2 separate regions of the Mus musculus genome follow, and region 1 is linked to region 2. Evidence: chromatin loops called from intact Hi-C (ENCODE). Cell type or tissue: left cerebral cortex. All regions are shown on one strand. Links, peaks and the distances in the headings refer to the core of each region. The heading gives the core; the rest is flanking DNA.

Evidence for each region. Peaks named below come from ENCODE experiments on the same cell type or tissue, not always from the same donor. Only the 100,000 strongest peaks of a DNase experiment are listed, where the experiment ranks them.
Region 1: it touches region 2 in a loop (2.3-fold over the local background); 2 of 42 quality-filtered maps call a loop at or near these places.

What each region holds. Positions count from the first base shown.
Region 1 is chr12:39,964,788-39,981,276 of GRCm38, reverse strand. No RefSeq gene overlaps it. Among named protein-coding and RNA genes, the nearest start is that of Gm40399, 22 kb to the right of the region's middle. In left cerebral cortex, for the core only: no CTCF peak of the experiment used is centred there; DNase peaks (open chromatin) are centred at 4,347, 5,176 and 6,821; H3K4me3 peaks cover 197 bases; H3K27ac peaks cover 2,231 bases.
Region 2 is chr12:39,727,660-39,744,148 of GRCm38, reverse strand. No RefSeq gene overlaps it. Among named protein-coding and RNA genes, the nearest start is that of Gm24434, 110 kb to the right of the region's middle. In left cerebral cortex, for the core only: no CTCF peak of the experiment used is centred there; DNase peaks (open chromatin) are centred at 6,966 and 7,627; H3K27ac peaks cover 1,164 bases.

The DNA.
Region 1 (16,489 bases), core at 3,619-11,618, 240 kb before region 2:
GAGTGGGGAGGAAGCTAAAAATTGAATCCTAACCTCATGCATAAGTAACTCTACCTGCAGACTCTCAGAGTATTCATTATTCTTTGATAATTTCATACATGCAAGTGATAAATTTTAATTGCTTTTTAACCCTTTATTATTCTCTCCTACCACTTCCCCCTGTCTTCCAGGGAAACCCCTCTTCTTCCAGTAAGTGACCCTCATACTTTCAGATCTTTGTGGAGATAATCCACTAAATTTAATTAGAGTTTCTTGCCTAAGGGAAGGAAGTTTATTTATTATTTATTAAGTGCAACTTACCACTGGTTATACCACTGGAGAAAGTAACACCTTCTCTCCCTGAAGCCAGTGACTGCCAACTGTCCATCCCTCAGGAAGGAAGGAGGCCTCTTGAGCCCCTTCCCCATCCATGTTGAAATAATGATGGGCTCAATCTTGGGGGTAGTTTTCTAGTATTCAATTTAATATTTTTTTGAGATGATGCTACCATTTGGCTAGGCAGGTAGACAAAATAATGAAAATAGTTTTGACTGAGGATCTAAAGTTCACTTAACGAATGAAAATGTTTTATGTCTTTTGTGGGAAAATGTATTATCTATTTTGAGATGTTTGTATTCAAATTAATTACAAGAAATCAAGCGTCGTTTACATCCTGACATCCACTTGCCTTTGATGTTTGTGAGTGATTAACACCTTCTCTTTTCCCAGTTCATATGAACACATAGAAGCTATTCAGGTGTCTAGTACGGCTTCTTAAAATGTCTGCTCAGAATGTTCGCAGTTGGTGTACTGGCTGGTTTTGTTTGTAAATTTGACACAGCTGGAGTTATCACAGAGAAAGCAGCTTCAGGTGAGGAAATGCCTCCATGAGATCCAGCTGTAAGACATTTTCTCAATTAGTGATCAAGGGGGGAGGTACCCTTGTGGGTGGTGCCATCTCTGGGCTGGTAGTCTTGGTTCTATAAGAGAGCAGGCTGAGCGAGTCAGGGGAAGCAAGCCAGTAAAGAACATCCCTCCATGGCTCTGCATCAGCTCCTGCTTCCTGACCTGCTTGAGTTCCAGTCCTGACTTCCTTTGGTGATGAACAGCAATGTGGGAAGTGTAAGCTGAATAAACTCTTTCATCTCCAGCTTGCTTCTTGGTCATGATATTTTGTGCAAGAATAGAAACTCTGACTAAGACAGTTGGTCTTCACAAATTTGTTTCAGCAAAGATGAAAGCTAAGTCATATTTCAACACTTGATTACATTCTCTATTATAGCTGAAGCATTCATGGTAAATGAAATGCCAAGGAAAATGCAGAGAAAGACCAAGCACCCACACTGTGCCTGAGCATTGACTCCATTCCAGGAAATGTAGTTAAAGCAAGCACGTGAAGGGAGACTGGAAAAACAAAACTGCACAGTTCAGAAAGCAATGGAAGGGAGAATTTCTTCAGCTAGAACTTGATTGGTCTAGAATAGAAAATTTGAAATGACTTGATTGGTCTAGAATAGAAAATTTGAAATGACTTGGATTTGGGAGCCAGATATACAAGTTACATGATAAATTATGGAAATTTGGAAAAGAAATATGTAGTATAGCATGGGGTGGGTGTTGGATGGGACCGATACATTCTAGAAGATTATGGAAATTTGGAAAAGAAATATGTAGTATAGCATGGGGTGGGTGTTGGATGGGACCGATACATTCTAGAAGAAGGTGTTAGGACCTGGCTGAAAACATTCTTCCCCAGAGATTTCCTCCCACTTCCCCAGAGGCCTTGGTGGTTGACAGCGGAAGAGGGGAGCTGTCACAATCAGGTAAATTGTGAAGGAAACCAAAGGAGAGCCTGCGATGTGTTTGAAGCACGGTGCAATCAATCCCAGAAATAGACATGGAGCATGAGGTTGGTCATCAGTGAAGCCAATGCTGTGAGCTGGTTACTAGAAAGAATGTTCCCATGACAGAGTTCCGAACTAAATGGATTCTCACCACACTGTGCCTTACAGGCTCACAAGATCCCTGAGATCTGGATGAGTCATAGGCGAGAGTGGGCGTAAGTGTTGGTAGATAGCACATGCTCAATAAACACTTGTTGCATGAATGATCCATCTGGTTTTAGGTGCAGGGAGAGGAAATTTCTGTTTTTATCCAAGTATACACAGGCATCAGTTTATACTTATTGTGCTCCATGAAAACTAATTTCTTAGAGTAAACTGTTTTGATATCAGAGTTTTTTGACTAAATAATAAGGAACTAAAGTTTTAAATAAAATTAGTTGCATTTTAATATTTAAGACTTCCAGAAACTTTAACTACAGATTATGGTTTTCTGATATGTAGATCAAGTGAGTACATTTTTCCAAGTTTATCTGATTAGAAAGCCCATTTCTTAACAATCATGTTAAAACACACAAACATACAAACACACACAAAACAACCACTGTTTTTCTTAAGTGTCTCCTGGACTCATGCTCAGGAGAGGACACAGGTAAGTTTTGGATACAGAGTAAGGCGAAATTCAAAAGAGTAGCAAAAGACATACATAGATTCTGGTAGTATTAAGAAGAAAGTTATCTTTTTGAAGTTTCTAGGATTTCAAAAGCAAAATTTATAGTAATTAGGCAATCTTCATTTTTATTAATGTTCCTGCCTAGAGCTGAGAAGCCAAGAGTCAAGAATTCTATTTAATCTGTATCTATAGCTCAAGGCTGAGTTAGATAAATTTGGAGAGTATGGGATGAAATGGATTAGGGGGTGTAGGCAAGCGATTGCCAGAGTCTATACATCATTGAAGCTTCCTGTAATTTCTACTCGATTTCCCAGAAGCAGAGCTATTGCCTGTGTGTGAAGAGACTGGGGAGGGTTGTGGGAGGAGCATCCTTGCTTCTGAGTCCATTGCTGTGTCTCACCCTCCCCACCCCCAACCTGAGGGTGGAGTGTGTGCTTGACTCACTCTCACATAGACAACCTCTTACTACACTTGGAATATGGAATGAGCTCAGTAAAACTGGAAGTGAACTAAGTCACGAGAACAGAAAGAGAAAAGGCAGACCTTGTATCCTCATACCACTTGTCCTCCCTAAAATGACAAGGCCAGGCAGTCCTGTCACCCCCAGAGTGATCTGGGGACGTGGGAACATTGCTTTCTGCAGGATGATGTGTTGTTCGTATTGCATAAGATGTTTTGTACCATGTTTCACAAGCGTTCTAAAGACCGGTCCCTTAAGCTGTCCTTTGTTGTTGACAATGAAAAGGCAAGGCTTTTGGCCTTTCTGCTTGGATGAGAAGATTACCGGAAGCCCAGGAACCACACACAGCTCTGAAGGGAGAAGGTGTCCCAATAGAAGGGCATCCTGAGACACGGCAGCCCAAGAACCACAGAGCTCAGAGAGGAAGCCTCCTCAGTATTATAGCTTCTAGGGGAGAATAAGACCAGCTGAGCTGAGGAGCTCAGAGGCCTTGGCCCAGCTCGTTCTATTCTTCCCTTCATTTCTTCATTTTTTTTTTTTTCAAGACAGGGTTTCTCTGTGTAGCCCTGGCTGTCCTGGAACTCACTCTGTACACCAGGCTGGCCTCGAACTCAAGTGCTGGGCTTTAAGCTTCTTTTGATGAGAGAGTCACACCAAGCAGCAAATCTCATACAAGAGATTTATTGGTGGGTCCAGGGTGTGGAGAGACAAATCCAGGAGTGGCTGCCTCTGCTCCCAGGAGGGAGCGGACAGCAGGTAATTGGACAAAGGGCAGAGCTTATCAAGGATTTTTTAGGGGGCAGCGTTTTCCAGGGCACAGATTTCCAGGGTGAGGATTGGTGAGATTTCAAGTCCTAAGCTTGGGAGAGCGCAGGGATTGGTGGGTATCTGTGGAATGTTCAAGGATTGGTGGGTTTTTCTTATTCAGGGATTGGTAGCTCTTGCTGAGACTTTTACCAAAAATTAGCATAATCTGGAGAAGGTCCTATTGAGGGGCTGGAGATAACCTTGTGACAGTTACAGAGGGTAGAAAGGGCATTATGACAGGTCTAGCAGAGGGAGGCTGGCTGCTGGAGCTACTTAGGCAGGGGGCTGTCCAATTTCTTGCTATGGGGGTTTGCCAAGTTTACAAAGTATACAGAGTATACAAAGTTTACAGATGAGTGGTGTGAGTGGCCAACAGGTTGCCTCTACAGTTTCAAAACTCATCATTCTGGTTAAGTCCAACTAACTAAACAACTAACTAACTAAAGACTATGAATGCTTGTATTTCCAGAGAGTTGAGAGATTGAAGATCATGTACGGGTGATACCTTTTCCCCCCTCTCTCAGTTCTTTGCTCAGGAGGAAGTGTGATTCCTTCCACCTCAGAGTGATGTCATCACAGTAGAAGCCAACAGAATTCTCCTGAAATGAGACTCCTGGAAAAATGCATTCAATACTAGCATTGAATTCACAGAGGAAGAAGGAAAGACCAAATGGAGCTGTATAGTTTTAGAAACTTAGAGAATTTCCATAGCTAGAACATGACTGACGTAGGACAGAAGAAATCTGAAACGGCTGTGATTTTATAGAAAACTCCAGGGATACACAGATACCAGTATATTCAATACTAGTGTGTATCTATGCATTTTCTGTTTTGATTGTTGATTATTTAGTCAGGCTCTCCATGCCAAGCATGTGCTGTACCACTGAGCTATATATAGCACCAGGCTAAGATACCTGTTATTACATAGCACCATCTTGTAACATCCCCTGCCCCACCCCCCAGCCCCCAGGGAAGATGGGAAGTCTTGCTTCATGATTCCAACTCAAATACATCATGGGGTTTCTTAACCAAACCTTTCAGAACAGAAAGTATAATCTCTGCTACTTGTATCTCCATTTAAAGTGGATTTTCTCCTAAGTTGTTTTCCGGTAGACGACAAACTGATTTCTGTGTCCATTTCTGCTATTTTGAAACAATTTCTTTCACTGTCATGATGTTGATAGGCTCGTGCAGGTACGGACTGATTTGGTATCCGTGGGTTCCTCTGCTGCCTGCTGCTCATTGTTTGAGATACAAGTAAGAAGCACATTTCACCCTATTACATCTACACAAAGGCAACAAGAAGATTAAAGCTGCCACCCAAGCCATTGTTTCCCATTTATGCTCATTTTCATGTTGCCTGACCCCCTTATGCATATAATAATTATTCCTAGATTTCTGCAAGCCGTGACTGCACTAAAATAGATCACAGCATCGGCCCCGTGTTCTGCTTACATTCAGGATGAGGGCTCTGATGAACTGCTCATTTCCAGGAGAGGAGTTTCCATGGAAACTCGGACAAAGGGAAGGCAAAATAATTCTTCAAGGCACACAAGAAAAAAATTCTACCTTTCTTTGTATTTGCAAGCACTCTGTTTCCTGAGCAGATCAGCTGGTTAGTGCTACCCTGGCTCTCGAGGAATTCCTGCCTAAGGGCGGTGGGGGTGGGGTGGGCAACAACTAAATATTAAGAGATCTATAAAATAGATAGGGTGATAAAAAGTTATTTCTCCAAAAGGCTTAAGCCCAGGAATTTATTCATTATTATTATTATTTAACAACAAGACTTAAAAGAATCAAAGCATATATTTAAATACCCACTGAATTTCTAAATGTGGGCTTGTTCTTCAAATTCTAAACTTCCTGAAATAAATAGGCCTTAAGAAGAAAGCTCAGGGCAAAACAAAGGGATCAGTGATAGGAGGCAATTCTGTGTTACCTGAAAATACAGATCAAGTAAGAGTAAAAGACAAATGAGATCATACATGTGGAGTCAAATGAAGTCATGTTCATTCCCTTGGAAAAAACGATGTCTCTCTCATTGGGTTGCAGACTGCCTCATTTATATTTGTACCCTCCACGGTGCCAGACCAGTGCTATGAAGCTGTCTGGAGACAAGTCTAATGCAGGAGGGGATACACCAGCTCTCTTACAGAGTTAGTCAGCACTATGTGTAACTACTGACACTTTAATGCATCCATGGTACAATACTTGCTTGTTGCATTTGATTACAATCATGTTCAGGAAAAAAAAATGTCTCTCTTTGATGTATTCTTCCGGTAAGGGGCCTCAGAGTCATTACAGAACACACCCAGATACTAAGTTACCCAGACACTAAGTTCTCAGAACAAAGGAGATTTACTACCCTGGAGTAGTAAAAGCATGTGGGGAGCTGCCTCTGGATTGGACAAAGGCAGCAAGCAGCATGTGTTTCTCTGCAGAAAGAAACACATTTAAGGGAAGTCTGCACTAGGGTGAGTTGGTACGTCCTGATTGAACAGGCTCTCCAATAATGAATTTTGATAGCTGGACCTTGGAGATCAATCTCAGGAACGGGTCAGTGGCCAACAAAGGGAATAGACCTTGGGGGCTCACTTTAGGAATGTAATCTAATGGTTTAACAAAAGGAGGAAAGAGGGGTGGACAAGGCTTGTCATGTTTGCCATGCTGGGCTGCGGGCGCTGCTGTGAGAGAGCCCATCATTTCCTGCAATAGCTATAATAGTTCATGTATTATAAAGGCACATAAGTCTCTGAACTGTCAGATTCAAAAGTGAAACAAAAATTACGAAAACACAAACAGTAAAACAATGATTGGAAATACTGCATATTGTCAACATACTCAGGTTGAGGGTAGATCTGTTTTTTGTTTGTTTTTAAATCAGAGTCTAGAGCAGAGAAAAATCAGTCAACCTAGCACTGTCTGTGTAGGCAAGATAGGTAAAGCCTTTTAAACCCAAGATGCATTTATCATGCATGGGTCCTCAAGGATGTGAGATGTGACTAAGGCAGACAAGTGGGTAAATACATCCAGAGGGAGGGAACATGTCAAAGGCAGGGAGTTGGAAGAGGACCAGTGTTGTAGGCATTCTGTGTAGGTCTCAGCGAGACAGTAATGGAAAGGGGTGGGAAGGCAGAAGGCAGTAGCCTTCTTGGGTGGTTTTATGCAAAGCTAAGAAGTTCAAGTTTTGTTGAAATGTGGGTAAGTCATGGACTGATTTCCACAGAAGAATTAAGTATTAACCCTTTCCTGCCATCATGTTGGAAGAGTTCAGGAGGGAGGAAGTCACTGATAACAGAGAGATCAACTCAAAGAACAAGGGGATGGCATTGATAGTGGAGAAATGTCTGTGTCGCATAGCTCGGCTGTTGTAGACAGAAGCGGAGAGGGGATTAAGTCTGGAGGAATGCTGATAGTGGAAATCATCTACTTAGGTATGTTTCTTTAAAGAAATGGAGGCTGGACTGAGCTTTGCTTGCTGGGAAAACGGCAGCATCTTTTAGTGAAATTAGTTTTCTCAGGGTTGAAAATGTTCCCTCAGTGGCTCCTGTTAAATGTATGGCCAGCAGCCTGTGACACTCTTAGGATGAGGGAACCCTTTGGTAGGTGAGGTCTACTGGAACGGATGTAGGACATTGGCAGTTTGTCCTTAAAGTGGTTCAGCTTTCCCTGATTGCTGCCAAAATTAGGTGAACAGAAACCGTCAGCACTGTGACATCGCAGGCCCAAAACACCAGAGCCAGAGAGGCATAGACTGGATCTCTGAAATCACGAGCCTGAGTAAACTTTCCTCCTTAAGTGGTTGATCTCAAGTATTTTTCACAATGAGAGAACCCTAACACACAGTTCAAGGGACGCTAAAACAGAAACGTATAGACACCAAGGCTACAGCTTCAACTTTGTGCAGCCTAGATGATTGGTCGCAGTAGGTCAGGCTAACTTCTTAATGCTTTGGATTTGTTTCTTGAGATGTTTTCATGTAGTTATTTGGAAGATAAAATGAACCAGTGTTTATAAAACCTTTACACACTTGCTCAGTCTATGTTTTTGGAGCATTTGTTACTGTGTACTAGGATAAGGAATTGGGACCAAGTTCTTGCCTTTGTAGGACATCTGCTGGATGTAAGAGGTTATAAGCCAGCTAAAAACATCAGCATGTTCATTGGTGATTTAGAAAACTGATGGAAACAGGTTGGAGAGACAGTTGTAGACAGAATTGAGAGGTCTTCTTTCTGGCATGTAGCTAGGAAAGGCTAAAACTTGTATGGTGGTCTCAGACAACTCTTAGAGCACAGAGGGGGACATCTGATGACAAGACAAGAATAAATATCGAGCCTCGGAAGTGAGTGAAGTCAGAAGAGCGGTATGCAGTCAGCAGCACATTGTGTATAATAAGCTCACAGACATAATAGATGGGCTGCTGGGAAGGTGCCGTGTATTCAACGACATGCCACGGAGAGTAGAATATCTCTTTTATTTATGGATGTTCTTAGCTAAGAAGGTAAATATATTGCAAACGGAGTGTAGAAGAGTTCTCTAAGGCAATACTGAGGTTTTTGGCTTTTGACCTCAGTCTCAGGGCACTTTGTAATTAATGCCCCCCCCCTGCTCCCCCCAGTTCTGGAAATATATTTTCTTTTTAAAGTTTGTTTGAACCTTAGGCACCTTGAATAGTAGGTGGCTTCTAGCATAGGTACAGATAAGTACCTTCTAAAAGGTGGAAATCCATAGAAGCCTACATACAGAACCCTATTAACCCTCACTTATCCTTTTAGTAGAAATCTCTGCCGTCAGTAACTTGTATATATATATATATATATATAAGCATGCAGTGATAGAATATATTTCATTCGATCAGGCAGTTCACCCTGAGGCTTAGGTGAAGGTGAATGGCTATGATATGACCCAATCAATGCATTTGTAGATGACAATGTCATGTCACAATGTGAAAAGATTGGACACCCCTCAATGGGGACTGGGAGTGTAATGCTCTGGATTCAGACATCTTATACAATCAATAAACAAAATTGAATTCAATATAGATGCTGTTAAGTGTGCAAAAAAGTATAGACGGAGTTGGGGATTATAACTCAGTTGTAGAGTCTACCTAGCATACGAAAGCCCAGAGATTGATTCTCAGAAACTCATACATTTGTGAATAGTAAATGCTATAGAGAGAAATTGCTATCTTCTTTATCTTTACCTTCAAGGACAACTCCTGAGAGTTTCCTGTTTTTCCAGCAAAGATAATTATCATCAACCTTTGCCCACAAGGGCACCTGGGTTGATATGAAACTTGTTAGTTAGGCTTTCTATTGCTATGAAGAGACACCCTGGCCACAAAAATTCTTATAAAGGAAAGCATTTAACTGGGGCTGTCTTAGGTGGATAGTCTTCTTGTAGCCCTGGCTGCTACTTCCTCATCTACCTCTGGCTTTTGTCCAGCTTCCATGAACTCATTCATTTATTAGAATCTGCCAGCTGGACACAGCAATTCAAAGGTTTAACCCATTATTGTCATGGTGGGAAACATGGTAGCATGCAGGTAGAGAGGTAGCTAAGAATTCTACATTTGGATCCACAGGCATCAGGAAGAGAATGAGCCTGGTTTGAGCTTCTAAGACTTTAAAGCCCACCCCAGTGACACACTTCCTCCAACAAGGCCACACCTCCTGGTAGTGCCAGGCTCTATGATCCTATAGGGCCATTTTCATTCTGACTACCCAAAATTTCCTAACAGATTTACTAGCAAATATTAAAATGTACATTAAAAATGAGCTGTAGAGGAGAGAGTTAGGTCTTTTCGGAACAGGGATAGCATAAGGGCAAGATGTAGTTGCTACAGTTTCCCGATATTATGGTGAATCTGTCAGAATTTACCACCGAAGGATTCAGATTTAGTAGGGCTTACAAGACAAGGTTTTAGTTGTTGTACCCAGAGACTGAGTTACCATTGTTTCTGGTGTACAAAAAAGCTGTAATTATATAGTAGCTCCAAATTAAACATAGAGAACATAAAAACATTGCACTTTTTAAAAACTAGTATGTGTTCTTTACTGATGTATTAAAACATTAGTATAATCAAAAGTTTGAATATCAAAGGAAACAAACACAGAATAAATAATTGAGTAGACATTAGAACTACACAAGACAAGAATAGGACTATAGCATAAAATGAATGGTAGCTTCCATGTTTGCCCAGAATGAGTTCTAACAAAGAGCTAATGAAGATAAACAGTCTATTTAAGTGTGGCTGGAAAATTCCCCTTCAGCCAGCAGCTGGCACAACTGTTGTCATTCAAAGAGCATTAAGTAAATGTCAAATAATTGAGTCACCGAGAAACAGGGATGACATGACCTACATTCTCATGAACACTTTTTGAAAATTCTCCCTTGGCCTATTAAACAGATGATGCTTAATAGTCATATTAAGCTAAAGCAAAACATCAAGAAGTCAGTATTTAGACAGGGTTCAGCTTGGGATTCCTCAGGGAGATTGACAGAGGTGCTTGCACTCTAGGTAGAGTGCATTCCCTTGAATTGCCCTAATAGGAGCTTGAACGACCATGTATTACTGCTGAGAGCAATACAAAGTTCACTCCAACAATGGGTAAGTACAAGGGCTGTCATATCCTAGGGCAGACAGTGCCTGCAAACCTCCCTTCCTGCCAGAGTAACCAAGATGTTCTTTAGCAGAATTAAAGGTCTTCTTGTAGCCCTGGCTGCTACCGCCTCATCTACCTCTGGCTTTTGTCTAGCTTGCATGAACGTAGTCATTTTTTAGAGTCTGCCAGCCGGACACAGCAATTGGCTTTTGTTTTGGCCCTTGATTTCTTCTTTGCCTCTTGGATTCAATTTAACTCTCTGTCTTTGAAACTAACTTCACTCATTTGCCAGGTTTTAGCTTGGTCTGTGCTCTACCCTAAGGTCAGAGAATTACAGGCATACCATGTAATACCACAGCAAGGAGGAAGATTTTAATAATAGACGTCTTAATGCCAAATCCCACACATCCCTTAATGGTGAACAGAAATAGATCATTTCAACATCCTTCAAGTTAAAAATGTTCTTAGCAGAGTCTCAGGGTTTTTACAGACTAAGTAGGTTTGAGGTCAGTGATATGCGAGCTCAGCTGCTCTGTTGTTTTTAAATTTGGTGTTCCACAATAAAACCAAAGAGACTGTCCTGAATAGAATATAAATATTTCAATAATGCTTCTTATAGAAGGACATTAATTAGAGCCAGAAAAAACAGGGACTAGAGAGATGGTTCAGCTCTTATGAGTCCTTGCTACTCTTCTAGATGACCTGGGTTTGATTCCCATCATCTGCACAGTGGCTAACAGCTAACTGTGTGCAATTCCAGTTCCAGGGATCCAATACTCTCTTCTGGCCTCCGTGGGCAATGCACATATATGGCTCACAGACATACATGCAAGCAGGACACCTGTGCAGATAAAGTGAAAAAAAATTATTAAAAAAAAGAACCAGAAAAATGCAAGAATAACTTGTAAATATCACGATAAAGTTATTATACTCAACGTGTCAATAAAAACACTAAAATATATATTACTAAAAATATTCCTTGGTAATTCCTGAAATGATTTTTGTTTTCCCCTTTTGATAAATGAGGCATGGCTGTAAGTCTGAATCCTAGTCTCTCAGTTCCTAATTCATTAAATATATCCAGGAATGGGTACAGCTGCTGTTCCTCCCACAAGGCCTTAAATGTCCTTTACTAGATCTAAACACCATTTTCCAACTTTGCTGACAGTTTGCCATTAACAGCTGCCACATGTAGCCCTTTCAAGGCTATCTTTGGGCCACTAAGCTGCTTTTCTCAACAGCTGGGAGGCAGGATTGCTGGAAGTATGTGGAGTTTATCTTTCCTAGGGTGGAGCATGCCAGTGTGTGGGACCACAAGATGATGTTGGAAGTAGGCAAACTCTGTAGATTAAACTATAGACCAACATCAGAGTGATGCTAGAAGTATGCTACTTACAGGTTTTCATGAAGGCAATGGGCAGCATCAGTGTTGTACTCTGAGTGGTAGTAGTGTTTTGTTTGTTTTGTTTTGTTTTAAATTTCTTAATACAAAAGTGTGTCTGATGTGATGGTTTGAAGGTGAGTTAGTGAAATGAGGAATTCTGAAAGAGAGAACAAATACTGATGGGAAGTAATAAGGAAAACACTTTAGGGAGAAGTTAACCTCTCTACTGGTAATATTGAGGTGCCAGGCAGTTTGTCCTGCTTAGAAGATTCACTACTGAGAAACTGAGGCTAATCAAGGTTTAGACAGGAATTGAGCTACTACTTTGACACCAAACTAGATCTTCTGCTTCAAATAATTATCATTTTCACAGTTACTATCGGGACAGGAGGCAACACGTCAGAGTCCCACATGTGGAAGGAGGCCATCTTGATCCAGGTCATACACTTGGGGAATCGCTATCTTGATTGACAGCAGGATGGCTTTACAACTGTTTGGTTTTATTCCAGAGGGTCAACTTCTCTTGTAAATAGGTATATTACTAGTTTAGGCATAGAGGCCTCCAGTTTAACAGCCAAATGATGTTAAACAAACCACTGACATTTAAAAACCTCCAGCCCCAAAGGTATGTAATACAGTAGGGGGACATACAACATGCATGATAAATGCTAGTTTCTACCAGATTCACCAAAGTTTCTTATTTTTAAAGTCTCATTTTTTAAAAAAGTAAAACGAAGCAGCTCCTCTCAAGAAAACAAACCCAGGAATCTGGCGAGTAGTGCTTGGACCAGGGGCCAGGGGCCAGGGGCCAGGCTTTACCCTGGGTCACAAGTACATCCCCATTCTTAGTCACTGGGAATTCAGTAGTCACCGAGAATTGGACGGTACACAATTGAATTTTTATATTTACCTTCTCTAGGACCAGAATGTGTGTGCAGTGAAAGCTGCAGTGTGGAACGAGAATTAGAGGAATGTACTGAATAGAAGTCAGGTGGACCATTGTCAGGAGCTTTCATCTGTCTGTCATGTTATAACCTACTCTTTTTTTTTCTTATTAAATATAGAAATTGACCAGTTCTTACTAGCAAACACCTTATATCCCGATTTTGGTTCCTCTACCTATAATTAGAGACACTAAATGGCATAAAGTTGGGATGGTGACTACATGAACTGATTTGGCAGTTCACCCATCTGGTCCTGCATCCATCTTCCTCCCATTTTATTCTCTTTCTGTGAACAAGTAGCAGATGCACAGAGGATGCTGTGCAAATGCGGCTGCATCCCTACTTGAAGACACTTAGGCTTTGGAGCCAAAACCGAACAGTGGAGAGTTTTAACCTAGAAGTGAGACCCAGGTATTGTACTGGCCTTCACTAAGGGACCCCCTTAATCTCTTTTATGGTGTAAATGATTTTTTTGAGAAAAAAGTGTAATACACAAGCCAAAATGCAAATGAAATGGACTATAGTGAGATACAGTTCTATCTCAGAGGATTTTGAATATTTGTAGACCTTAACGGTAGACTTGGAAGCACTGGAAAGATGTTTGTGCTACCTGGATGGGGGAAAAAAATCAGGACTAACTAGCCAAATGCTGAGAAAGTGAGGAAGAAGGATGTGAGCAAGGAGGAGCATTATGGGAAAAGAGTCAGGGTGGGGGTAGGAGAAAAGAGAACAAGGTGTCTGCTTTCTGAGCTCAGAAATCAAGTCTGGAAGGGTCCGTCTAAAATAAAAGGAATTGTAGTCTGTACAGCTCCTTTAGCACAAGGGTCCCTCCAAAGGGCTTTGTTCTGTAAGCAGGTCCATGTAAGTCCTCTGTGTACAAACATTCTCTGTGGCCATACATCAGTGAAGACAGTATATGGTATTTGTAGTATGTCAGTTTGCAAATAACTCTATACAACTCTCAGAATGGGGAAGATTTAAAATAGACTAAGCATACTAATCCAGAATTGCTCTGTTACTAAATGGGGACCATAGTCACAGCTGGGCATCTCAACATTCTCCTGCGATCACCCGGTTTTTACCCTGAAGTTCTTGTGGCTGAAGAACAAAGCTATAGCAGTGGGCTTTGTACTGTAGAATTTGTGGTCTGTTTTTGCAGGAAAGGCTACTATGCAGGTTTCGTTTTATTTTAATTAAAGAACTCAACATAAATACTTGCATGTATTTTTAGGCTGCAGTGTGGTGATTCAACATACTTACTTTGTATAACAATCAAATCATAATGCTTACTATTTCTAACATTTGTATCTTTCTTACTTTTTGTAAGGAGAAAATTCAAAGATCCTCTCCTAGGAGGCTGGAGAGATGGTTTTGTGCTTAAGAGCATTCACTGTTTTTGCAGAGAATCTTGATTCAGTTACCAGCAGCTACATGACAGCTTACAACCATCTATAACTCCAATTCCAGAGGATTCTAGTCTCTTTGGCCTCTGCAGGCACCCATGGCACACACGCCGGCAAAACACAGATACATAAAATAAAAAAAACAAATCCTTGTAAATACTCTTTCAGATGTTCTGAAAAGCATAACAGCATCACAAGTGTCAAGTACTGTGTGCCTTTTATTTGGAGAGATGAGGTGAGTCTCAATGGAAAAGACATACCTTTCACAAGCTAGTGAAACAGGACAGATATATTAAGGTAATTTAGTTGCTGTGTGGCATCCTGGAAAGAACAGTACAGTTCTAAGAACAAGAGGAAACAGATGTTTGAATTGCGACATTGTAACTGTTTATTATTATTATTAGGTATTTATTTCATTTACATTTCCAATGCTATCCCAAAAGTCCCCCACAGCCTCCCACTCCCACCTCTTGGCCCTGGCTTTCCCCTGTCTTGAGGCATATAGGGTCTGCACAACCAATGGACCTCTCTTTCCACTGATGGCCGACTAGGCCATCTTCTGATACATATGCAGCTAGAGACACGAGTCCTGAGCAGGGCGGGGGGGAGTACTGGTTAGTTCATATTGTTGTTCCACCTATAGGGTTGCAGATTCCCCCAGCTCCCTGGGTACTTCCTCCAGCTCCCCCATTGGGGGCTCTGTGATCCATCCAATAGCTGACTGTGAGCATCCACTTCTGTGTTTGCTAGGCCGTAGCATAGTCTCACAAGAGACAGCTGTATCAGGGTCCTTTCAGCAAAATATTGCTAGTGTATGCAATGGTGTCAGCGTTTGGAGGCTGATTATGGGATGGATCCCCGGGTATGGCAGTCTCTAGATAGTCCATCCTTTAGTCTCAGCTCCAAACTCTATCTCTGAAGCTCCTTCCATGGATGCCTTGCTCCCAATTCCAAGAAGGGCAAAGTATCCACACCTTGGTCTTCTTTCTTCCCGACCTTCATGTGTTTTGCAAATTGTATCTTATATCTTGGGTATTCTAAGTTTCTGAGCCAATATCCACTTATCAGTGACTACATATCCTGTGAGTTCTTTTGTGATTGAGTTACCTCACTCAGGATGATGCCCTCCAGGTCCATCAATTTGCCTAGGAATTTCATAAATTCATTCTTCTTAATAGCTGAGTAGTACTCCATTGTGTAAATGTACCACATTTTTTGTATCCATTCCTCTGTTGAGGGGCATCTGGGTTCTTTCCAGCTTCTGGCTATTATAAATAAGGCTGCTATGAACATAGTAGAGCATGTGTCCTTCTTACCGGTTGGAACATCTTCTGGATATATGCCCAGGAGAGGTATTGTGGGATCCTCCGGTAGCACTATGTCCAATTTTTTGAGGAACCACCAGACTGATTTCCAGAGTGGTTGTACAAGCTTGTAATCCCACCAACAATGAAGGAGTGTTCCTCTTTCTCCACATCCTTGCCAGCATCTGCTGTCACCTGAATTTTTGATCTTAGCCATTCTGACTGGTGTGAGGTAGAATCTCAGTGTTGTTTTGATTTGCATTTCCCTGATGATTAAGGATGCTGAACATTTTTTCAGGTGCTTCTCAGCCATTCGGTATTCCTCAGGTGAGAATTCTTTGTTTAGCTTTGAGCTCCATTTTTTTTAATGGGGTTATTTGATTTTCTGGAGTCCACCTTCTTGAGTTCTTTATATATATTGGATATTAGTCCCCTATTTGATTTAGGATAGGTAAAGATCCTTTCCCAATCTGTTGGTGGCCTTTTTGTCTTATTGAAGGTGTCTTTTGCCTTACAGAACCTTTGCAATTTTATGAGGTCCAATTTGTCGATACTCGATCTTACAGCACAAGCCATTGCTCTTCTATTCAGGAATTTTTCCCCTGTGCCCATATCTTCGAGGCTTTCCCCCACTTTCTCCTCTATAAATTTCAGTGTCTCTGGTTTTATGTGGAGCTCCTTGATCCACTTAGATTTGACCTTAGTACAAGGAGATAGGAATGGATCAATTAGCATTCTTCTGCATGATAACTGCCAGTTGTGCCAGCACCATTTGTTGAAAATGCTGCTTTTTTCCACTGGATGGTTTTAGCTCCCTTGTCAAAGATCAAGTGACCATAGGTGTGTGGGTTCATTTTTGGGTCTTCAATTCTATTCCATTGGTCTATTTGTCTGCTATACCAGTACCACGCAGTTTTTTTTTTTTTGTTGTTGTTGTTTTTTGTTTTTGTTTTTTTTATCACAATTGCTCTGTAGTACAGCTTTAGGTCAGGCATGGTAATTCCCTCAGAGTTTCTTTTATCCTCGAGAAGAGTTTTTGCTATCCCGGGTTTTTTGTTATTCCAGATGAATTTGGAGATTGCCCTTTCC
Region 2 (16,489 bases), core at 2,825-10,824:
CTCTAGAACAAAAAGAAGCAAATACAACCAAGAGGAGTAGACAGCAGGAAATAATCAAACTCAGGGCTTAAATCAACCAAGTGGAAACAAACAAACAAAAAAACTATACAAAGAATCAACCAAACCAGGAGCTTGCTCTTTGAGAAAAATCAACAAAATAGATAAATCCTTAGTATCCAAATTAACAAAATCAGAAATGAAAAGGGAGATATAACAACAAAAATTGAGGGAATCCAAAAAAATCATCAGATCCTATTACAAAAGCCTATACGCAACACAACTGGAAAACCTGGATGAAATGGACAATTTTCTAGACAGATACCAGGTACCAAAGTTAAATCAGGATCAGATACGTAATCTAAACAGTCCCATAACCTCTACAGAAAAAGAAGCAGTCATTAATAGTCTCCCAACCAAAAAAAAAAAAAAAAAAAGATCCCAGGACCAGATGTGTTTAGTGCAGGGTTCTATCAGACCTTCAAATAAGACCTAATATTAATTCCACAAAATAGAAACAGAAGGAACAATTTGTTCTATGAAGCCACAATTAATCTGTTATTCCAGATGAATTTGCAAATTGCCCTTTCTAACTCTATGAAGAATTATGTTGGAATTTTGATGGGAATTGCATTGTATCTGTAGATTGCTTTCAGCAAGATAGCCATTTTTGCTATACTAATCCTGCCAATCAGAGACATCTATAATTAGTAGACAACCATCCCCTTAGCAGAGAATGAACCAAATAGAATGTCTTACATTGTTTCAAGGAAAGTGGCCAAGGGTCTGCATAGTTAATTGGAGTTACCCAGAATATATTAATAATTTGTTTTTGCTTCTTCACATCTTATTATACTTTACTAGTGTTGCTTTCAATAAGTAAAATTAATATTATAAATAATTTTATTGTGACTTACTTTATAGATTACAGAAGAGTGAAATTTCCTCAAGGGGACAAGGTGTTACTTCATACTTTTTCTCTGAATGCAGAAATAAAATGACAGGTTCTGTACTGCTTGACTATTTGCTCTCAGGTTTTCCGTAAGCTTGTTGTTTGTAGTGCTCAGAATTTAAAAGGATAAAGATGGAAAATATACTTCATAGGTACTGAGGAAAAGAAGAGCTGCCGATAGCTAAAGAACACGGTGAGCTACATAAGACTGCCCTTCTTTCCCTCTTACCTTCATTTCTCCCCTCAGCCCCATAAACCCCTCACATCTGCAGAAGGAAACGCACTTAATTCTGAAAGAACATTTCCACAATAGCTAGATAATGGACATCCATCTTGTGAATTGTTCTGTACAAAGCACTATGGGTTTTATAAGAAGCATCACAGCAGGTAATAGAGAGCCATTGAATTAAGGAAAGATGGTGGTAGTACAATCAAAAGATACTGTGGACTTCATGTCCATTACAAAGGCATCTCTGTTCAGCGTGGCTGTGGAGGCTACAGTCTCATCTGCTGGTACATCTGTGTCTTTGTATTTACATGGATGAATCACATGCTCATATCGGCCCGTGTGTGAAATGTTAAAAAGATAACATATGTGAGAAATAACTAGCTTCCAGTCCACAGGAAAGACGTCCCTGTCTTCCTTTTCTTTAAATTGCAATTCTTAGAACTTTCTAGAAATCCTGTTACCAAGCAGCCTCACTACAGAGCCAGAGGCAGGCATTGCTCAGAAGGATGGCTCGCTGAGGCTATTGTCTGGTTCCTAGAAACCCGGCCACCATCCATTCTCAAGACAGACCAGCATTCAAGTCAGAGCAGAGCAGAGTGGAGTGGAGCAGAGCAGAGCAGAGCAGGGCAGGGCAGGGCAGGGCAGGGCAGAGCAGCTGCCACATTCATGGGACTGCTTTCACAACGATGGAAAGAGAAAGAAGATGCAGGTTACACAGCTCGAGTTTGTTACTATAAACCTAGCTATTCCCACAGGAAGTCTTGTCTGCAATAACTTAAATTCTCTAATGGTCACCATGATAATATTCATCTAGTAAATTTGAAAAGTGTATCATTTGGCTAAAATTTTAGTAACCTCATGATCCTAAAAACGTGGTAAAAATAGTTAAAAGAGGGAAAAAAAAAGGATTTCATTATAATCGTAGTTTTCTTGGGAAGTGCTCTTTAACAGGTCATTTCTAGGTTAGAACACTCATGTTTGACTAACTTTTCATTTCCAGACTATTTCCCACAGAACTGTGCAATATCACACAACTCAAATACCTTAGAATCAACTCTTGTAATTAATCTTGTCTCCAATACTTCATTATTATATATATTTCTACATATACATGTACATTTGCACATACATATATACGTACATGTATACCAGCTAATAAAGGACATGATTTGAAAACCAGGAATCTCAAAGACGAGTCAAGTCAGTTGTGGTTGTTCAGTTTACCCAATTTAATTTACAAGGATGTGTTTGCCCTGTCGGGTTTTTTTTTTTTTTTTTTTTTTTTTGGTGATTGTTTTCATCAAGCTCTATAATTGCTGCTGCAGAGTGAATTCTCCCTCTCTCTCTTTTGTGGGGGCCTCAGCCTCCTCCAGTGCACAAAGGTCATGTCAGGTCCACAAAGAGTGGAAGGCTTTAAATAATAGGAGAGCAGTCTCATCAATTTGCTTCTATAGAGTTGAAAGAACCAAGAAGCGCTTTTGAAGTTTCCTGCTTTGTGGGTCTGAGTCACACACAGCTGTAGGTTCCAGGCTGTTTGTCTTAAAACTAAATGAAAGAGCTGAGCACCACGTTTGAGACCCTGTTTATTTTCTCTTGCTAGTTTGAGAGAATGTGAAGAAGAGACAAATCTCAGCGTGGTGGCTGGGCGTTTTCACCTCCAAGGCAACTGCTCAAACACCCGCCTGCTTTAAATTAGTAGGCAACGGCGCACCTTGCATGTGGACTCGCCTAAGATAATGTTTACCACCCAAGATGAAACCCATGTCCCTTCCATCTCCGTTTCTCCCCCTACTGGGAAAGTAATTACTAGAAACAAACTTGCTTTCTTTCACTTTACTTTCCTGCTTTCTCGTTCTGCCCCACCCTCTTGTCTTTTCTGTTTTTGGTTAAAAAAAAGTGGTTCAAGAGGTGGGGTGGGATAGGGGCTTTCTTTACTTCTCCACTCCCTGTATTGTTTGACCAACTTGCAATGTTACAAAGGGTTTTTTAAAGTCACCTTTTGATTTCTGAGCTCAGAGGTGTGGGTATCTTGCTGAGTGAGAAGGCCACCCTGAAGCTGTTTTTGGTAACTTTCTTCTACTTTCTAAAATGAAGCTCTTCTTTTTATTCAGAGACTTGAAGTTCTTATCATACAGAGCTTTCACTTCCTTAGTTAGAGTCACACCAAGGTATTTTGTATTATTTGTGACTATTGTGAAAGATGTTGTTTCCCTAATTTCTTTCTCAGCCCATTTATCCTTTGTGTAGAGAAAGGCCAACGGATTTCTTTGAGTTAATTTTATATCCAGCTACTCCACTGAAGCTGTTTATCAGGCTTAGGAGTTCTCTGGTGGAATTTTTGGGGTCACTTAAGTATACTATCCTATCATCTGCAAATAGTGATATTTTGACTTCTTCCTTTCCAATTTGTATCCTTTTGATCTGTAGACCTTTTGTTGTCTAATTGCTCTGGCTAGGACTTCAAGTGCTATATTGAATAGGTAGGGAGAGATTGGACAGCCTTGTCTAGTCCCTGGTTTTAGTGGGATTGCTTCAAGTTTCTCTCCATTTAGTTTGATGTTGGCTACTGGTTTGCTGTATATTGCTTTTATTATGGTTAGGTATGGGCCTTGAATTCCTGATCTTTCTGAGACTTTAATCAATTCTTCAAAGAGTTAGAAAGGGCAATTTGCAAATTCATCTGGAATAACCAAAAAACCTAGAATAGCAAACAATATTCTCAACAATAAACGAACCTCTGATGGAATCAACATCCCTGATCTCAAGCTATACTACAGAGCAATTGTGACAAAAATTGCATGATACACTGGCAGACAGGTAGATCAATGGAACAGAATTGAACACCAAGAAATGAACCCACACACCTATGGTCACTTGATCTTTGACAAAGGAGCTAAAACCATCCAGTGGAAAAAAGACAGCATTTTCAACAAATGGTGCTGGTCCAACTGGCAGTTAGAGTGTAGAAGAATGTAAATTAATCCATTCTTTTCTCCTTGTACAGAGCTCAAGTCTAAACGGATCAAGGAACTCTACATAAAACCAGAGATACTGAAACTTATAGAGGAGAAAGTGGGGAAGAGCCTTGAAGATATGGGCACAGGGGAAAAATTTCAGTACAGCAATGGCTTGTGCTGTAAGATCAAGAATTGACAAATGGGACCTTATAACATTGCAAAGCTTCTGTAAGGCAAAGGACACTGCCAATAAGACAAAACAGCAACCAACGAATTGGGAGAAGATCTTTACCAATCCTAAATCTGATGGGGGGCTAATATTCAATATATATAAAGAACTCAAGAAGTTGGACTCCAGAAAACCAAATAACCCTATTAAAAATGAGGTACAGAACTAAACAGAGAACTCTCAACTGAGGAATAATGAGTGGCTGAGAAGCACCTAGAGAACTGTTCAACATCCTTAATCATCAGGGAAATGAATCAAAACAACTCTGAGATTCCACCTCACACTAGTCAGAATGGCTAAGACCAAAAATTCAGGTGACAGCAGATTCTGGCAAGGATGTAGAGAAAGAACACTCCTCCATTGCTGGTTGGGTTGCAAGCTAGTACAACCTTTCTGGAAATCAGTCTGAATGTTCCCCAGAAAATTGGACATAATACTACCAGAAGATCCAGCAATACCTCTCCTGGGCATATACCCAGACGATGTTTCCACTTGTAATAAAGACACATGCTTCACTATGTTCATAGCAGCCTTATTTATAATAGCCAAAATCTGGAAAGAACCTAGATGTCCCTCAAAAGAAGAATGGATACAGAGAATGTTGTACCTTTACACAATGGAGTACTATGCAGCTATTAAAAACAATGAATTTATGTTTTTTTTAATGAAACTCATAGAAAAATGGACATATCTGGAGGATATCATCCTAAGTGAGGTAACCCAATCAAAAAAGAACACACATGATATGCACTCACTGATAAGTGGATATTAATCCAGAAGCTCAGAATTCCCAAGATACAATTTGCAAAACACATGAACCCCAAGAAGAAGGAAGAACAAAGTGTGGTTACTTCGATCCTTCTTAGAAGGGAGAACAAAATACCCATGGAAAGAGTTATAGAGACAATGTTTGGAACAGAGACTGAAGGAGTGACTATCCAGAGACTGCCCCGCCTAGAAATCCATCCCATAAACAACCACTAAACTCAGACACTATTGTGGATGACAACAAGAGCTTTCTGACAGGAGCCTGATATAGCTGTCTCCTGAGAGACTCTGCCAGTGCCTGGGAAATACAGAAGTGGATGCTCACAGTCATCCATTGGACAGAGCACAAGGTCCCCAATGAAGGAGTTAGAGAAAGTACCCAAGAAGCTGAAGGGGTTTGCAGCCCCAAAGGAGGAACAAGATAACCAGTACCCCCAGACCTCCCTGGGACTAAACCACCAATCAAAGAAAACACATGGTGGGACATGTGTCTCTAGCTGCATATGTAGCAGAGGATGGCCAAGTTGGTCATCAATAGGAGGAGAGGCCCTTGGTCTTGTGAAGGTTCTATACCCAAGTATAGGTTAATGCCAGGGCCAGGAAGCAAGAATGGGTGGGTTGTGCACCAGGGGAAGGGCAGAGGGGTTAGGGGATTTTTGGAGGGGAAACTAGGAAAGGAAATAACATTTGAAATGTTAATAAAGAATATATCTAATAAAAATAATAAAAAAAATAAAGTGCCTCGGCCAAGAATGTACATTGTCCCTGGAAGAAATTTCGAAGGACAATGTGGCTACGGAACAGGGAAAGGAGCAAGTGATGCTATCCAGAGAAGACAGAGCCTCTGGGCCCAGTGGCCACATGGCTTCAATGGATTCAGATGGAATGGTACTAAGTGGGTCAGAAAAGGCACAGCATGCTTGCAGTCACATCCCATCTGCTTCATAAAGACTAAGTCACTGGAATAAAGACACTGCTAGTGACTCCTGTCAGGAGGCTCTGCAGTGCCATGGGAAGAAATAATAGCAGTTGGACACAGGTAACAGATCTGAAACAAGAAAAAAAATTATTCACAACTTGAAAAAAAGAGGACTTACTGAAAGAAAGTAGGAAGACACAATAAAAATAAAGAGAACTCCATCTTTTTTTTTTTTCCTCGTGACAAGTAGCTAGTAGGAATTTCACTTACCAGGAGCCAGAAAGATGAAGAGTAATACCAGGACTTCAGTGTCTGGCATGATCTATTTGAAATGTTAGAAATACTGAGTGGGTGGTTGGAGTTTAGAGAAAAATCAGGCACAGAGAAATATTTCAGGAGTCATCAGAATTGTATCAGTTATTTGTGTATAAGAAATAACCATAGAGTCCTGGTGTAGTACATCAGCAACACCTTATTTTCCAGGTATGCAAATTGACTTAAATTGGCCTGTATAGGTCACTCTTATCGAGGTGGTTCTACTTAAGTGAAGGTTTATAGTGGGCTTCGTTCCCCTGTGTGGTAACCCTCTCTGCATGTGTCACTCCCGGGAGTGGGTTATCTTCCCACTGGCAGAAGTATGAGAGAGTGAGTTCTGGTCAAATACATCTCGTGTTTAATATAATATTTTCCTATGAGTGAAGCCCGGAAGCAGGGGCTTCAATTGTTGCAGATGGAAGTGAAGGGATGATGCTGAGTCTGTAGTCTGCCACTTATGTATGGCCATGTACAGACTCATGTGCCACAGACATAGAGGGGGAGTCCACTCGATTGCACCAGTTAACTTTCTCACCAGCAGTGAGTGAGCATTCCTGGCTCCTCTGCTTCTTCCAGCTTTTGTTACTGTGCTAAATGGACTTGCCCACATGAGGATAGGAAATAGCATTTGTTTGACTAACACTAACTATATCCAATTCCGCTGTAGATAGAAAAACTCAGAGTTACTGTGCAACTTTGCATTTCTTCCAGTGCCTTAATGTGCCTTGGCCTGGTGGCCAGAAAATAAAGCTTCTTTGAAGATTTTGTATCTTTAGCCATCTTTCCCTTTCTACTTAGTGACGAAACATGTAGGAGAAAAGGTGTCAAATGATTGTGGCTTGTAACTCTAACCCAACAGGTAGAGTTTGCTGTCCTTGAATTGCTTTAATTTATCTAAAGTGATCCTGTTTTGGCCTTGCTCATGACTTGAGGCAATACACTGAGACTCTCACTTGCACATACGATGTTGACAAGATGATAAGGCTGATGCAGAGGACTCACCATGCCTCTGTACAGATGGGAAGGCCTCTCATTTTCAAGTCTTTATTGTGAGAAAGTGACCTGTCTGCTCTGTGACTAAAGTATCACATATGCCTGGTCCCTTCGTAACAAATGGTATTATGCCCTACTTACAATGCCCAATCTGTTCGAGTCTGTTGAGATTCATTGCATGAGGGCTGCATAAATCCTCAGGGAGCTAAAAGTCTAAGCCTAGGTAAAAATACATAGGCTGAGTGGCTGCGGTGCCTATCTTAGGAAAGGGATGCTAATGTGAGGACCACACATTGTCCTTAGGCACACTGTATGCAGCTTTGGTTATCTTTTTAGAAACAAGCACGTGGGGAGGGAGCTGTGGTAAAGCTTCAAATAAGAGTGAGCAGTTTCATTTTCAGTAATGGCACTCGTGATGAGGAGCACAGAACTGCAGACTTCCAGTGCAGAAATAGAAACTCCATTAAGAAATAAAAACACTGTGTGTTCTACTGCTCGATAAGAGTATTTCTCTATTCATTCCCAGTGGGTTTGTTCTCTCGGAACAAGACACTTTGCATGACTGCTGATTTGATCTAGAGAAATATCTATGCTGAACTCTAATTAACTAGAGCACCGTGTGGAGTTCTGCATCCAGGAGGTTAGAGATTTATGGCTCTGTGGCTTTGTGTACCTGACTAGACTGTCAAGTACATTTAGTCAATGCATACTTGCTGTATATGGTTATTTTGTTATCTTTTTATATTTAGAAGAATAGATTTTCCTTCTCTTAGAGAATGGCAAACATGTTTGGTACTGAGAGTATGTTTGTAGGATAATTAAATGGCCGGTGGCCCTTTATTTGACTTGCGGGAGGCCAGCAAGGGAAGTCAAACACTAGATAGAAAAGAGATTTGGACCGATGTTAGAAGGGACTTCTGCCAACATAAGAGACTGTGAAAGGGTAAAACAAAAATGTGGGAGCTGTAGCTAATTTAGAGTAAGCTAATAAAAATATTCCTACAGAAATAAAAAGAGTATTTGAAGGGTATGGGTTTTCTAACATTATTATGCATGGATCTTGTTGAGTTAGCTGTATATGTCAGCTATCCAGTATTTTTAGTGTGTTGTCCATGTGAAAGAGTTATTCTGTCTAAAACACAAGGCATATCAAGCAGCCTGTCTGACTTCATGATATTATCTTGCTGCCTGTAGTCCAGTGGTCTATTCAGTAGATTATGAGAGCAGATTTTATAAGTACATGTTTTCTGATGCTTGGCATTTGGGTTTGAGGGCTCATATATAAGGTGACAGAATAATAAAGCATATTTTAATAGACAAGGTACTCTATGGTCAAAGGTCAATATCCACTCAAACATTTTAAATATTTATAAATATTTTGAAAAGTCAAGATGACATGAAAAGTCTCTAAAAATACTTTTATATCAGCATTATTCAGGGTGAGCAGGAGATAAATAATATATCTGTAACAACCTAAGACCAGTTATAAACATTGTGGCTTGAAAAGAATACATATGTGTGTGTAAGTGTGTGTGTGCACATGTGTGTGTATCTATGTGTATGCATATGTGTAAATCTGTGTGTATGTGTGTGAGAATGCGTGTGTATATATATGTGTATGCATATGTATGTATGAATGCATATAACTGTACATATATGTAAACATGTATTTAGAAGAAGGTAGGAGAGTGAGAGAGCAAGGAAATAGCTGTTTTTTTGCTAAATTTATGCAATTGTTTTATTGAATACTAGGGATGGTCTGAACAACCAAATTGAAAAGCATCTTTTCTGTGATGGCATGCTACACACACACACACACACACACACACACACACACACACACAAACACACACCCACACAACCCATACACACATTCATGTTTAACATCTTTTTACTAAAATCTCTAAAGTGAATAAACAACTGTTTGCAAAGGCAAATAATATATTAGCCATGATTTAAAATGTATAGCTTGGTGATATTTTAGAGCTGTATGTTTAGCAAGATCTCTATCCTCTCTCTGGACAAGAAAATGATTCTGATGTGGGCACTGAAGCAGTCAGCTCATCTTTACCAAGGCCACTGACAGACACCCACATGCCCCGAATCAATGTGGGGATTAAGCTTTATGATCAGGACTGCACCCTGCCAATTGGTGGTATTTCACAAACAGGATTCCATTATCTGCGTGTTAAATGAACTTTGTTATTTTCCTCTATTTGTTTCTGTGAGAGGATGGGCTACAAAGTTCTCACAGCTGCCAGACAAAGAAGGACTCTATTTAAAGAGTGGTTGGAAGCACAAATGTTGATTATCTGAATGAAAGAATTTAATTAAGTTTCCTAAAGAACAGGGTACTAGTGACATCAACGATTGGCAAAATGAAGCAAGGAAGTACAGTATTTACCATTACTATAGTTTTTACTTAATGATGCCAGTATTAAATCTTGGCTGGGGTCCTGGAATGTGCACAATGGCTTGGCAACGAATTAGTTATTTTGCAATTGCAGATGTGAAGATTTGGGGTGTGAAAAATCTCTTTGCCAAGATGAATTTTGGGAAAAGTACCAAAGCAATCATTCATTTCCTCATTATGTGCATATCCTTTTTCCTGAATATGGTGGGGGTCCTCCTCAGAAAATAGTCACAAAATCACAAACAGTACTGAATTAAATTCCAAAATGGCGTTTTAACATGAAGGATAAAATGACTTAACCTGTCTGTAAAATAGTCCCTCAAAATATTTTTGACATGTGTACAAAATTCTGTTGTTATTAAGATATGTATGAAGCTTATTCCAAAAATCCTTGATTATTATTTTAGTGATTATACTTGAGGATATACTAGCTTTCACTCCAACTGAAATTGTTATGGCGTCAAATAATAGTGACAGTTGTATGTCACTTTTTCACCATAATAAGGATCATAAGGACAAAGATATGTCTCTTTCTGAGGTGACTATGTAGTTGGCCATGGATTGACTCATTTTCTTTTTATTAAAGTATATAGCCTGAACCCACAATTATTGCTAAGAACTGTTCATTTATATTTGTATGAGTTTAATGTTAGTAAAATTACCTCATATACTATTGCCGCTAGCTATTCAAGTGATTGGCAACAGATTCCAGGAAATATTAATTCTTAGCAGATTATTTGTTATGTTCAACAATAAAATAACCCTTAATGTTAAAATTTCTAAAGTGATACAAGTATCTACCTTACAAATTGGTAGGTAGAATGAAACACAATATGTAATAAACTTACGTGTCACTCTAGAATAATGCAATATTTAGAAGTAGAATAAATACTCTAATGCATAAAATAAATAAAGTAATATATTTAAACCATTGAATATATTTCCAAAACAGAGCAAACATTTTGGGGGCCAATAAAGTATGCTGTTTAGAGGCGTGAGGATGTGAGGGTGTTGAGGTCCATGCAATCTGAGGTCCTCAGGAAAGATCTTCATAGCCTCTCTGTTGCTAAAAACCAATGTATTTCTACAAGTGAGACCTTCAGATCCTAGAGAGATGGCTCAGTGGTTAAGTATATTGGCTGCACATCTTGAGGGCCTGGGTCTCAGTTCCTAGCACCCATACAGCAGCTCCAAGGACCTGACACTCTTTTCTGACATCTAAAGGTACCAGACCAGGTATATATATATATATATATATATATATATATATATGCTGCATATATATAATTCAGAAAAATGCCCATACACATAAAATAAATAAAGTGATGTTAATAATTTTATATACATATTCCTATATCCACATATGTACATTTATTTATTAATGTGAATGATTATATATGCACATTAAATATTTATATTTATATGTGTTTATTATTACATATATACAAATATCAATGTATAACCAAATTATTTTAGATTTTCTGTTTGTCAAGAAAGTATACATTTAAAAAAAACAACCATAAATGTCCCAATTAGATGGTCATTATTTACTTATACCACTTTCAAAGGCATTCTACGTTCAACACATGTAGCCATTTGTCCCATAGTAAAAGTTTAGTAAAAGCTATCCTTCAGAATAGTTCAAGAGCTAGAAAGGTATCTCAGCATGTAAAGCGTGTATTTGCCGCCAGGCCTGATGATCAGAGTTTGACCCCTGGGACCCACATACATTTCCACTCTCATAATTAATCTTGGCCTTGGTGAATATTTATATTTGAATCGAAAGCACAAAAACTAGCTTTTCCTAATACATTATGAGTATAATTGATATGTGAGGCCTCACTTTAAATGATGTAATGTTAGAGACACTTCAAATTTAGCTAATGTGTTACTAATTATGGATAATTGAGATGGAAGTCATAACCTCTGTCATAGCAATGCTAACAGTCTTGTAACTGACTTTTTATATTGATCACTATTCTGAATTTAAACTCAGGGATGCTGTTACTAAATAAGTGAAGATTCTACACTGTTGCTAAAATTCCTTTCAGAGGGAAGTAAACTACTTCTAACCTCTCCTCTTAAAATTGTAACTGAGGTGGAATTCCATCAAAGTTCACCCAGGAAAACCAGTGCATTTATTAGTCAGACTCAGAGAGGGATGGGCAAATGTTCCAGCTAGAAGAATAGAAAGCCTTAAAGTAGCCACACCAGAAAGTCTGCACACAGTATAGATGAGAGCTTACCAGGGATGTGTAGATGGAGCCTTCTCCCTGTGTTCTTCCCCATCTATAGCCTCAGGTGAGGGTTCCATGACTCTCCCATCTCCTTACTAACATGAGGGATGCCACTAACAGACTCATCTGTGATGATTTTTGTGAGCAGGCCCAGCAGACCTCCAAAAGATGTGGCAGTTCAACATGAGAGTAGATCTGTAGTACATATTTCATCTCCTTGAAGTCAAGCCTCTACACTGATGTTTTCTGTTCATCACTTGTGTATGCTAGAAATTGTTTGAAATGTTGGTCACACTTGGTATTTTTTCTTTTGAAAATGACTCTCTCAAGCTCTTTTTCTTCCCTATGTCCTGAACTCCAAACATCTTTTTAACTAATATAAATAGTTGTAAATAGACAAATTGTTTTGTTTATTAACTGAATAATATATAGCGCTCCACTGTGAGTCACACCATGTTATTAATCAGTGTGGTTCTAAGTCCTTAGTAGAAGATACACTTCTCTATTCAGTTTGCTCTGCGATAAGTGTCAGCAGTTATAAAATATTTCATATTAAGCATGATGTCCCAAGGCATGGTGGAACAGAGGTGAGCTGCACTGTTTCTAAACTCGAGTCTCCTGAGCCGATCTCAGCATTTCTTTGAATAATTCTTTCCTTAAACTTTCCAGTTGAGATACATAGGATGACCTTTAATTTATGATCTCCACAAGTACAAATCTGTCAGGAATTATCCTGGGTTTAGGAACCAGGAGAGGGAGCAAGGGAGCTATTTACTGTGGCTGCCAAGACATTTGGGGAGCGTTATTACATCTGGTTGTGTTTAATGTTTTTGTTATTGATATGGAAGAAGCATTTAAAAGTGCATTAAATTATCATCAAGGGAGAGGCTGTAGACTACAAAGGCATGTGAAAAACAGGATAACAGGAAGAAAAATATATTTTTCTTGGACAATCACCCTCAGTCTAGTTTTTTTTTTAAACAGGAAAATGAAGCACAAACACTCCTTTCTGCCCCTCCCCTGGCCACAGATCATGGAAAGTTATTAATTCCAATAAAGGAACATGATGCTGTCAATATGACAGATCTAATTTTCTTCTCACAGTAACACTATGAGGAAGTAACACTGGGAGAGAAAATTGAAGTAAGTGGTTTGTTGAAGTAGATAGTGACAAACTCTAAAACTGACCTTGAGGTTTTCAGACATCAGCCTCTGGCGTTGTCTATACTTCTGGGCTGTTTTCCTTCCACAGATGTAGAATTCATAGGAAGGAAACATAGTTAGGTTTTCTGGCAGAAGATACATATATTCTAGAGCTATGACCTACACTACTTTGCAACCCTAAGTAGCACTCATCTAGATTAACAGACGTTCAACACTTGCAAAACCTAGAAAAGAAATACCATGCTTGAATTTTTCTATCAAATAAACTACATTTGGGGAAAGTCAGACAAATGAGATATATGAGAATAGCATAAAACCTAAAATTTTTTTTAACGTAATGGGCTTTTGATAACAAGTTTTTCTCTTAAATTAGTAATTCATGTAACCATTGACTTATATTCCAAACCCAAGATGTACAAAAGTACCTATTATTAAGGTCAAAATCATCAAGACCATAAGGATGACATAAAGAATAAAGACTTGGGGTAGGATATATTGCTACACTCATAAAGCACTCGCCCTATAAATGGAAGAAGTGGAGTTAAGAGCTTCAGCACCCATGAAATAGACCAGGTGTGGTGCCTTGTGCCTGTAATCCCAGTGCTGGGGAGAGAGACAGGAGGAACCCTGGGCTTGACTCACTGGTTAGACACTCAAGTCAGATTGGTAAGTTCCAGATTCAGCCAGGTTAACAGCAATAGGGGAATCTACCCAGTGTCTGCCTCTGCCTTCTACAATCATGTGTCCCAACACACAGACACACAGACACATGCACACACATTCATGCATGCACACAAGTACAGAAATGAATTTTCCTTTCTTTATTTCTTCCCGTATTTCATTGCAAATTATTGAAGATATTTAAATGTTCTGGAGATCTTGTACTCACATTTGACTAGTTAGCCGCCATTGAAAAGAGATATTTTTTTCTTTAAATTGTAAGACATTATTCTTGCCCCATGTGCAACTCAGAAATAATAATTACAGGTAAACAAGGCATTGCTGCTTGAATGATAGAAGTTATTGCATGTACATTGATTTGAACCAGTATATAGCAAAACCAGCTGACTACCATGAAAAAAAATGCTTTTTAGTATTATACACATGTGTATCCTAAAACAAATGATATTATGTTATCCAAAACATGCTTGAGAAGTGGCCACTAGGTTTTCCTTGACAAGATTCCTGTTATCTCTTTTTTTATTGATGTGTTTAAGATGAAGTGGGATCAGTCAGTGCACTCAGCAAATCCTTGATAAGTCCAAGCAAGTCCTTGATACTATGTTTATTAGAAAATATAAATCCCTAAGATGTGGTAACTATCAAACTAATTGAACTCAAGGAAATATTTGTTTATTCTCCCAAAGGTGCTCCTTGTAATGTCAATTATTTCTGAGCTATTCTTCTGGAAATTGCCAGAAGCATTCACAGATACATTCACAACCAGTCAGTAGTCAAAACTCTTCATACATCAAGCAAGTACCCAATTTAGGAAAGCAGGCATTTGCAGCCAAGTTGGATGAATAAAGTGAGTGATTAAGGCTGGGTTAATTGAGGTGTTGAGTCCAAATTTGTGAGTGACTCATTAATAGTTCTGAGAACAAATCTAACGTTTTGAGTAATAGCAGCAATTCATGTATACCAAGTGCTTTGCCAGGGACTTTTCATATTGAGGTTCCCATGGTGGTTTGATGTTCTAAGCATACTTTTATTTGAACGTATTTTTTTTTTTGCATTGAGAACTTTTGCGTTATTAATGGAAATAATCATTATTTACCCATTTAAACATTTATAATCTTAAATTATTTTGAGACAAGAGTCTCATTATGTATCTCTGGCTGTTTGGAACACATTATGTAGACCAGGCTGACCTTGAACTCACAGAGATCCACCTGGCTCTGCCTCCAGATTGCAGAGATAAAGGCATGGGTCATCATGTCTGGCTATATTTATGATATTTCATCATCAGAATTTTAGACATACTGGAAAGGGGCAATAGCTGAATAATGCTGTCTTCATGTAGATGCCTCTCGGTTAGGAGAGCCTTTGCTACCCACACGTTTGATGCTACCTCACTACAGACTCAACAATGCTGGCAGGGAATGGTTTGCATAAGTCCAATGGAGCTTGGAAGTCTTGCATGATGCAAACTGTGGTCAGGAGACAGGGTAATTCCAGAGGATTTTACAACTACTGGAAGGCTTTGTAGATCTGTCTTCTCACATAGCTCTTTGGGGCTCTTGCTTGTCTCCTACATACTTTCATGCTTCATTTGAACTCTTTTATTCTCCAGACAGTAATGGCAGACATCCTTCCTCATGCAGTGTCTCACAGAAAGTGGGCTCATACTGAATTCTTAAGGCTGTAACTTCAGCTAAGCAATAAGCTGAAAAATGGAACGTGGTTTAAAAATAGCTCCCACCATTAGGAAATAGTCGTGATCATATCAAGCAATCTTATTTTATTACCTTATTTCCAATGTACCACTTTGTCTTCTGTGACTACATCTGTAATTACCCTTCCAGTGACCTTCTTCATTGTGGGTCCAATAATAGTAACTTTTTTTTTTCGTGTGAATTGGGTAGAGGACATCAGAGCATGCTGTAAAGTTATTAGCTTCCAGATGGCTTAAATGAAGTCCTTTTGCCACCTGCAGTGGAGGAGTTGGGAGTGTCTCTGCTGTCTGCTTAGGTGATTGTAAATGAACCTTCCTTGTGGTCTCTAAAGCAGGAGCCAGCCTCTACACGATGAAGCAAAGTGCTTTGTTCTTCAGTAGAGTCAGTGCCCTTCTAAACTGGTAACTCAACAGCTAGTGTCAAGCCCATTTTCTTTACTTAAAAATACATTTTTCCATATAAAAGGTTGATGTCAGTTCCCAACAGATGATTTAGAACATGATCTATCAATCATTTTCATATATAATATATCAACCTGTATTTGTCTTGACAAGATACAAAGAACTTGGGTTTAAAAAGTGTATTTAATTATAATGCTTGATCATGTGTATTTCTGTCTCTGTCTGGAAAGCTTTGCCTGTGGCAAGGGAAAGCCTGAGTTTAAATGGCTCATTACACTAAGAATGTTCCCTGCTTTTCAGTCACGTGCCTCCTGTCCACTGAACTTCAGACAGAGCAAGGCATTGACCTCATAGACTCTCTATACAATTTCTGCCACCTATAGTTTGGATGATCTGGAGAAAATAGAAAATTATCTTAATGTATGTTTCAAAGATGAGATAGAAATGTCAACAAGCAAGCACACGGAGAGATGCTCAATGCCATTTCTTCCAGTGAATGCAGATAAAACGCAAAATGGT